2 separate regions of the Mus musculus genome follow, and region 2 is linked to region 1. The links are chromatin loops, found by intact Hi-C in ENCODE. Cell type or tissue: heart. All regions are shown on one strand.

Region 1 (5,000 bases):
TTGAGCAGAGCATTGGCTCCCTTCTGGCTGTACAAGGGGGCTGGGTTCAGGGCTGGCACAGGACAGGCACCTTCCCACTTCCCATTGACCCAGCAGCAGGCCAGGTCCCCAAGGAAGTCCTCAGGGGCCCTCTCCAGTCTCTCATCTCTGCAGCTGCCCTGGGCAGGGCAGGGGTCAAGCTTTGTATGCCACTGGACTTGCACTATCACAGAGATCCAGCAGGTGGCGGTAGATCACTGTCTTGCCATCCAGTCCCAGCTCCACTTGGGACAGTGACAGCTAAGTCCCAGCTCCACTTGGGACAGCTAAGTGACAGCTCAGCCCCAGGAAGAGGGGGTTCCTTGGCTATGAACCCACTTTAGAGGACTGCAGAGCACAGCAGCCTGTGCTGTGCAGGGAGGAGGCAGGGCAGGTGCAACCCAGGGCGTATTGTTCACACACTGTTGGAAGAGGCGGCTGTCGGCTTGGTGTGACTAAGCCTGGTCTCCCCTGACAGACGCTGCTGTGCCCCTGAGCCCACCACCTTCCGCAGAAGCTTGGGATGGCAAGGGAGCTGGCATCTGTCCCTCCTGACACTGCTGCTCGGGGGCAGCATAGGGGCCCACTGACCTTACCTGTGCTTGGCATGGAGAGGTGAGACTACAGGCAGGGGCAGTAGCCTTCTCACCTATCCATGACAGCAACGTGGTCAGCCCTTTGCAGAGGCTCTACACCCCAAAGCAAGCCCACGGGGCGTTGCTCCCTGTGAGTTCACAAGGACCCCTCAGATATGTTGGGAGGAGCTGTCCGCAGGGGCCAGAATGATCCTGCTTTGCGCCTGGAGGAGCCTAAGCACACACAGGTGAGTGCTTGCTGGAGCTTTAGAAGCCCAGGGCCAGCATCTAAGGAGGGTGAGTGGGGTCTGGGAGACTGGACCACAGACTTTCCATCTGACAGGTCAGATCCTGTGCTGCCTCTTCATGTAGCTACGAGGCTCTGGGTGACTGCTTCTTCCAGGCAGCTGGAACAGCTGGATTCCTTGTAAGCCTGCTATCAGTGACAGCTATTCCATTGTTGCCTGAGAGAGCAAGCCAGAGGGACTTTCCTCCAGGGCCAGTTAGAGAAGGTGGGGCAAGCCTTCCCAGTTTCCTTTGAACCGTGCCCTTTACAGCTATGGGAAGAAGGGTCAACAGAGATCAGGGAAGTGCTACATTGTGCTGGTGCTTAGAGGCATCAGCTGAGCATCACAGGTGCCTTCTCTTTGCTGGGGTGGTACCTGACCAAAGGACCCTTCTATCCTTCCCCCACTCTCCAGTTAAGTGAGTCAGGCACATGTAAGTATGTAGTAGCAAGGTAGCCAGCACCTCGGGGGTGGAGAAAGAAATCCTAGAGCAAATCCAGTCTCTAGAGATGTGCAGCCCAGGGCGGGGGTGGGGGTGGGGTTGGGCAGACAGACCCAGAGAAAAAATGCAAGGGAGCAGGCAAAGACCTCTATACCCAAAGCACCAGGGAATCTTCGAAGAAGAGAGTACTCAGCTAGGAAAGCCAGACTTGGTCATGTCCCAATGCCAGGCAAAGATCTGGAGTCAGTAATGACAAGCCTGGGACTCCTCTGGGCCATACAGAGGGGACAGACTATGGAGAGAGTGGATGGCAGGGTCACGTAGAGGCTATCTGACTCCACTTAGCATCCTGAGAAGGGGTAAGACTGTGTGAGTGGGGGTCTGGAGACCACCCACTTGCCTCAGGGTATGGGTGAGGGATGAACCCCATCTTGCCACCACTCTGTTGGGAGTGACATGTCACGTAGTGCTGGCCACCTTGCAAGGCCCTCTTCCAGGATTGCATCACCACTCCCTGTGAACGGTGAATGCTCAGGCATGGGGTGGGGGTAGTCAGCATGGGGACCGGAAGCACCTGCAGGCCCACCTGCACACTGGCTCTTGTCCTTCCTAATGCCACGACCTTTAAATACAGTTCCTCATGTTGTGGTGACCCCCAACCATGAAATTATTTTTGTTGCTACCCCATAACTGTAACTTTGCTGCTGTTATGGATCTTGATGTAAATATCTGTGTTCTCTGATGGTCATAGGTGACCCCTGTGAGAGGGTCATTTGACCTCCGAAGGGGCTGACACCCACAGCACTAGCATATCCGGCTGGGGCTGGAGTTACCAGGCATGGGCTGTGGGGGGCAGAGTTGGGGTTTAGCGGCATCTCCAGCACTCACTGTCACCTGCAGCTGGGGAGTGTCATCCCTGGGACAGGGCCTCAGGTAGGGAGCTTCTGGGGCTGCTGAGCTGAGTCCACCTCCCAGTCTTCTATACAGTCTTGAGGGATTAGCATATTGTAGACAGGAAAGTGAATTAAGAAGTAATGAGGAGACACTCTTGTCTCCACGCTCAGCCTCGCTCTTGCCTGGCAAGAGGGCCATCAGCCATGCGATGCTGCCCACATACCAGGAAGCCAGCTGATGTTTGCAGAGTGGTCCTTAATTGCCACACTGAAGGGACATGGTGGGGGGGGGGGTCTGTGCACATGTTAGGACTGAGAAGGTGTCTACTAGGTGTCAACTACAGCCTGGTGAGGCCTGCATCTAGTTTTGGGCTTGCTGTTCTTGATCACAAGCCAAAATCTTATCCCTTGCCACCCAGGTGGAGAAGATGCCAAGTCTAGCCCAACCCCACACCTCCTTGCATCTGGCTGAGTCCTTCTAAGACAGAGGGACACCCCCACGGCCAAGAGGGAGGGAGGACCAGCTTGTCCCTCACGCTTTTGGCTTCTTTCCTAAAGTTGCTGGGCCCTGGGAAGGCAAACACACTGCTGTCACCCTGATAACACAATGACAGGAAACCAGGCTGCTACAGACAAGGTACACAGTGCCTACATGTAGGGCTGCCAAGAAAGGCTACCCACCCAGTCTAGTCCCTCTGGTCCCTCTGCACTCCCGAAATAGCCATCATCCCTTGAAGACAGGAATTATGAATTCTGACAAAATATGGCTAACATAAGCCTGGGGCCATAGCAATTTCACCCACAACCCACCCATCTGTTAAGTGGCAGGGAACTGGGTCAGGGTGGCTGGATGTGGAGAAGTTCATTTCTGGGCCACTTCTGTCTCCCACCCTGCTGGCTTCTTGGCTCCTTTTGGCCTCCTGAGTTGTAGGCCTGAGAGAAGCTGGCAGAGAGGTGAGAGCTACTCAACTTCTTCCTGAGGCTGGGCAGGCAGCTCAGACTTGGCATGGCAGGCCAACAACCCTGGACTCCACTGTATTAAAAACAGGAAGGTGGAGAGCCTGCACCGCCTCCATCTGAATTGTTGGTACAGAGGCAAAGCACCAGGCTTGCTGCTATAGCTCCGTGTCCCACGGAAGGAGCACAGGGACACGTGCTGCAGGGAGCACCTTGTGTTTGGGGCTGAGCGCCATCCATACCTGTGCAGGAGGTTGTTGTGGCGCACCATCCTCAGGAAGCCCGTGGGGTCGGTTACCGAGTTAAGCTGCTTGTTCATCTCCTCCAACTGCTGTTCCATGATGTCTCCAGCTTCGCTTTCTGTCTCACTGCTGGCACAGGCCCTGTGGAAAACCACCAGAGAGGCGCCATTACTGTGGAGTCGTCCTCCTGATGCTAAGCGCCCCCACTGCCTTCCACATTGTGGCTCGCTGGTGCCTGTACCGTCTACACAGCAACAATGAACTGTGCAGATGGAGCAGTGTTTGAACAGTGTGTGCCCTAGCATTGAGCACATGCTGGAGGAGCAGGCACTCTGTCCAGGCTGTGTTTTAGTGGGGCAATCCCTAGCACAGGTTTATTCTAATCCATTCTAGAAACATTTGCTGATCACCTGTACTGTACCAAGCATGGGGCTAGTCTGAGATGGGGAGACAGTCACGGATGGTTTTGATGGATAGCACTGGCTTCTTGGGTCCCTTCCCTGGGTGGAACTTGAGTATGCGACCAGTTTGGAATTCATTCATAGCCCCCTCCCCCGTGACAGACATGTGCAGCAGAGCCCTGATTTATAAATAAAATGACTACAGGCTTGCTTCATGTCCTGCTGTGTGCTGTGCAGGGGGATACAGAGGACCACAATGATGCCCAAATCACCATCCCACCATTCTCTCTGCCTATGGCCTCCTGGACCCAGACTCAGCATCAGGCCCAGGTCACATTCACATCTGGAAATGTCCAGAGTGAGACCTTGGGGCTCACACGTGAGGGCCGAGTCTCCAGTGTGACTTATATTCTCCAGAGCTTGCGTCTCTATGTGATTCATTCACACTTTCTAGAGTCTTAAATGTTCCTTGTTGAAATGACAGAGTAGTCTTGTATTCCTGACCCCAGCAAACTGAAAGAGCAGTTTACCCAATAGCGAGAGTAAGAAAAAGTACACTAGGTGGTGGTATATGCCTGCAATCTCCACTCTTGGGAGGTTGAGGCAGGAGAGTCGTGCGTTCAAGGCCTGCTTCGACCTGCTAAGACCCTATGTAAAAAAGTCTCCTTTCATTGAGCAACTGGTATGTAGCAGATCCTTAGCTGGGGCTGCCCTGGAGAGGCTCAGAGATGGTGCTGATGATCATGGAAACCTTTACACAGGAATAGCACTCTGTACTACTATGTTCCCCAGTGAATGCTGCAGGAGCAGCCAGGGTGGGGGTGAGATGGGAGTGCCAGTGAGCAGGCAGGAATCTGCCACAGGTGCTGTGTGGAAAGCCTTCACCACCGTCTGGGCCTGGTCTTGGTCACTCTTCTGACGGCCACAGTAGAAGAGACAGAAGGATCATCGGTAGGCAGAGTTTCAGACAGAACTAGTTGCAGCTCGGCAGGGAAGGTAGGGAGGCTTCAGGATGGGTGTGGCCAGGAGCAGTGGAAGGGAGGCCCTGGTCATCTATGCCGTGGGCACCAAGGCCAGTGTCCCTTTTTGCAGTGCTTGCTCTCTGTCCTGTCCACCATGCTCTAGTCCTACTCTGATGGCCTTGGCCCACCACTCTTGCTCTTTTTGTTTTGAGGCTCTCTACAC
Region 2 (5,000 bases), 340 kb after region 1:
CAAAATTGAGGATTTTGTGGGGTGAGGAGACTTGGGTCTCACTATGTCGCTCTGGCAGTCCTGGAACTATGAAGACCAGAATTGCTTCAAACTCAAAGAAATCTTCCTGTATGGGTATCTTGATTGCTGAATTAGAGGTGTGCACCACTACATCCTGCTAAGATCTAATTTTTATACTTTTTGTCTACTGAAGTTTTTCTAACACAAAGCCTCAAATTTGTTAGTCACAGCTGACTTTGAACTTGTGATTATCCTGTCCCTATCTATCTCCAAGTACTGAGATCACACGTGTGTGCTGCCATGCCCAGCTCACATCGTTTAAACTAAAATAGATGCTACCATACTTCCATTTACAAATGAACTTAAGAGAACTGATGCAATCTGGGAAAAGATGATTTTATTCCGCCTTTTTAAAGTACATTATAATAATAACACCATGAATCTCTGAAGCCCGAGAGTGTCTGGCTCATTGTAGCGCTTCCTAAGGATTAAGCACTTCGGGTGCTGGAGAGGGAGCTCAGCTGGCTAAAAACACCTGCTGCAGCTTTAGCACCCACAGGAGGAGGCTCCCAGCCACCTGTGTCTCCCTCCAGTTCCAGCCTGACAATCTAAAATCAATCTCAGGAAGTCACATGGCAGAAGTAGAGAACTGACTGGTGCAAGCTCTCCTCTGACCTTCATACTCTGCTGTGCCCACATAAGTGCTGACCACACACACACATACCACATACACACACCACAAATACACACACATCACACACACAGATGACACACAAACATACACCTCACTCACACAACATACAACACAGAAACACCACACACACATAAAGACACACAAATGCCCACTCACACAACTTAAAACACAGATAGACACACCACACACATATATACACACACACTATACTACACCACACACACACAGCACAAATAAACACACCCCACAGGGGCCCACACACACAATGTTTAGAAAGTTTTTAAAGAATTAAGTATTTCAAAAACAAATTCTATCAAAAAATATAAGATACAGATGACTGAGAAAACAAGAGTGGTTCAAATGTAAAATACGTACCACATACCAGGACATATAATATAATAGCTTCTAAATGTGAGTACGACTCATCACCAGAAGATGGCCAGCGCATGAGTCAGTGCATATGCCAATGTGTGTTTAGACATTCCACAATGTATTCTCTACCAAAACATTATGTCGTTCTTCTGAAGCACAGAACTCTCCTTTATCAACTGAAAGCCCGGTGCTGCAGCTACTTACACCAACACACACCTGCAGCAAGGAAACAACACTCACTGTACCTCACTCCATGTCTTAGGAACCCAGGTTTACAAACAAGCATCACACCATGGCTGCAGTTAAGTGGCGGAACTAGATTTTCCAACCTGCTGTGGGTCTGAGTGCAATACAAGCGAATGTTCACATAGAGGCCAAGGGCAATATGAGATGTCCTTCCTCCTCAGGCACCATCAATCCTGTTTTTAAGGCAGGCTCTTACTGGGAGCAGCTAGGCTGCTGTGAGCGAGTGAGTCTCAGAGATCTACTAGATCTACCTCCCAGCACCTGAATTACAAGCATCTCCACCACATTCAGCTTCTTACATGAGTGTTCATGGTTGCACAGGACTTTAATGACTGCGCTATCTCCTCAATGCATCAAACTATGTCTTTCTGACTCTCAAACCAACAAGGCTTGCTCTAGACCAATCTGATAAAATTGACAGAGACCTAAAGTACAAAGTGCAAACCCTCTAAGGACTTGAGTAGCCACCTAATTCACAATGGATACTTTCTAAGCTGATGCACATCCTGAAACGGCAGATGCTGAAACTGCACACAGTAACAAATGCTGAACATGTATCACTTATACGTGAGTCCTGTTTAAAGCCAACAACTGGCAGCATAAGCATGCTAGTCCCCGACATCGATGAAGGAGCAGAGAAATCCTCCCCGTTGGTGACAACAGTCATCTCAACACTGCAGTGCATTATTCAACTGTTGTGGAGACGATGATTTAAGGTTGCTGGGCTTCCGATCATATAAAAGAAAAGAAAGAAACGCGATGCATGACACGTATGCTGAAAATCTTAATAAACAATTGTTACTGCTTCCCATGTTTTTGTAATTTTGACACCTTACTATACATACACTTTCTATACATAAAAAAAGCTTAATGTAAAGTGTCCACCTCACCCATCTCCCATTCACCACCTATCTTGATCAAAAGTCTTTGTGCAGTGATGAACTACAACATGTAGGCTTGTGTACACTCCAGAAGGTTGCTGTAAGACAGCACCACCTGATGGCGCAATACTCAGAAAATACTATGATCACAAAAAGATGTAAGACTGTAGTAGTTGTACGCACATTTCCTTATGATTAATTTATAAATTAGGTGCATTAAGACAACAGTGCCAGGCTTAGAGGCACACACTTTTAATCTCGGCAGAGAGAGGCAGAGGCAGGCATATCTCCAAGTTCAAGACCAGTCTGGTCTACAGAGCATGTTCCACAACAGTCAACCCTACAGAGAAAAACCCTATCTCGGGGAAGAAAGAAAAAGCAACAAAAATAACTAATAACACCAGAAAACAATGATAGCAATATAGCCAATAACAACAAGGAACAATGATGGCACTGCAGTGAGTGACATCATTAGCACTGCCACTCCTGCACTTGGGACATCATGAAGCCAGGTGAAGGGTGACAGGAACACAGATACTGTCTCAGAAATCAGAGAATAGGTCTATACCTGGTATCCAAGTGACCACACAGCACACAGAGCACCTAGTGTAAATAAATACCTGACAAACAGAACAGTATACAGTTTAAAACCGATACGTTCATTGATCCTGGAATTTCCATGTAATATTTTAGATCACAGTAAACTGAAAATAATAAAAATTACAGAAAACGAACCCATACACAGAAAGAATTGCTACAAGTCGACAGCAGAGGAGTCTGACAAGAATTTCAGTTTCTATAACTAACACAAACAGATGAAAGCCAAGCTCTCCCAGAATCTTTTAAAGAGAAATGAATACACCTATAGCCAGGCAGTGGTACCCACACCTCCAATCACAGCACCTGGCAGACAGAGGGAGGAGGTGCATCTCTGTGTGTTCAAGGCCAGCCAGGTCTACATACTGAGTTCTAGGACAACCAGGGCTACAAAGGAAAACCTTGTTTCAAAAAACAAAAACAAAACAAAACAAAAAACAAAATCCATGGCAGAGAAACATATACAAACTCTAAGACAAGAAATCATAACCCTGGAACAGGACATAAACAAAAAACCTGTATAAACCATCACTAAGATCAAGGAGAAAGGAGCCGAGCCCTTGAAGGACAGACCGGCACTTTGTAAGAATATGTGTGACTTCCTATGACAGGACAGGGCACTCAGGACTCCAGAAGCAAGCTAGACTCTGTCAGACCTGGGGAGCAGAAGAATAGATACATTCATTAATGTTTAACTGCCTCAAAGCTCTGAATTCAGCCTTCAGCTCCTCTTCTGCATTACTAAAATTTTGCTACCATGAGCATGATATGGCTCTTTCTCAGTAGAGGGCACTGGAGGACTGGTCCATGAAAGAGCTCTCTAGCTCTTAGACAGGCGATAACACTGAGGACACTCTCTGGAATTTGCCCAAGTGAGTACTAAGAGTGACCAGAAACTCTCAACTGCAGCTGAGCCTGGTGACATCTTCCTGAGCCCTCCATGAGCTAGAAGCTGCAGGTGTGGACCACTCTGCCTCCTTTGCAGACAGGTGCTGAGCTCATTTTGCAGATTCCTGAGTCACTCTCAGCACCACAGCTACAGCTACAGCTACGTGGACACTGTGCACTCCAGGCCTCCTGCATGTCAAGTATCCTTGATTTCAATTTATTCTCTATTAACTAATGTTCCAGAGAGCTACTTTGCACTCTGCAAGCAAATACAAACCATTTTCACCCTGCCAGAAATGTCTCTGGATCCAATGTATTGCTTCTCCATCTTTTCAGAAGAGGCAAACAAATATGTGCAAGATTTCCACACATCTGCCCTTTCTCACTCCCCCCTCCTCCCCCTCTTCCTCTCCTTCTCCCCCCCCCCCCCAAGCTCTGGAATACCCTAGAGAATTGATTTAAGCTTACAGAGACATATTATATAACAGCTTCATAATTCTGTGTACAAAACTTCCCCTGTTTAAATAACTGTCAGCTGACTGGACCAAGAACTACTAGCAACATGAAATAATCTCAAAAAAGAGACACTCTAAAAACCTGACTGCTGTAACTGGCCTGGTTAGGCCCTTAGATATGAGAGAAACAAGATGCTAATTCACATGTTAATGGAAATATGCCCCATGGTTGTTAATTAAGTGACAAGAAAAACAAATATCACTGGGGCGCAAGTGGCTAATGCACTCTGCAATTTGTGAATGGTGTCTACAAGGGCCAGGGTATGGGATATATGATTCTTAGTGTATTTCAGGGCTTTTATACAGGACTTATAACAACTTTGAGTATATCAACTTAGTCCAAAAGATAATCAAAGATTCTTTAAGAGAAGCTGAAGAGGTGGCTCAGCAGTTAAAAGCTCCTGAAGAAGACCCAAGTTCAGTCACACAGCACCGCACTAAAAGACTCACAACCACCTGTAAACTTGTAGCTTGAAAGGACCCAACACCTTATTCTGGTCTCTTGGGGCACTCCCAGACACATGAGCATATATAGAGACAGACAGACAGACAGACAGATACATACAACACACACACAAATGAATAAAAATAAATTTTAACAAAATAATAAGTAACAATTGCTTTAAAAGTGAACATTAAGTTTCAAAGTGGAATGTTTTGTTTTTAAAGCCATTAAACTGCCAAAGAACTTTTGACACATAAATGACGACCATTTAGAAGATGAAAAGGAGAAAATGAGTCCAAATATTAAGTCAACAAAGATAAGTGGCCTAAGAATATAGTTCTAAAAAACATGCAAGATCTATG

What was found. Peaks named below come from ENCODE experiments on the same cell type or tissue, not always from the same donor. Only the 100,000 strongest peaks of a DNase experiment are listed, where the experiment ranks them.
Region 2: it touches region 1 in a loop (2.3-fold over the local background); 9 of 42 quality-filtered maps call a loop at or near these places.

The regions. Positions count from the first base shown.
Region 1 is chr5:111,265,090-111,270,089 of GRCm38, reverse strand. It overlaps Ttc28 (tetratricopeptide repeat domain 28), which reads right to left. Exons shown (of 23, transcript NM_001267622.1): 13 at 3,415-3,555. Among named protein-coding and RNA genes, the nearest start is that of Gm35628, 33 kb to the right of the region's middle. In heart, no CTCF peak of the experiment used is centred here; DNase peaks (open chromatin) are centred at 229, 809, 862 and 2,739; H3K27me3 peaks cover 540 bases.
Region 2 is chr5:110,922,143-110,927,142 of GRCm38, reverse strand. All of the region lies in intron 2 of Ttc28 (tetratricopeptide repeat domain 28), which reads right to left. Among named protein-coding and RNA genes, the nearest start is that of Ttc28, 45 kb to the right of the region's middle. In heart, CTCF peaks have their summits at 2,328 and 3,570 (motif pointing right); no DNase peak of the experiment used is centred here.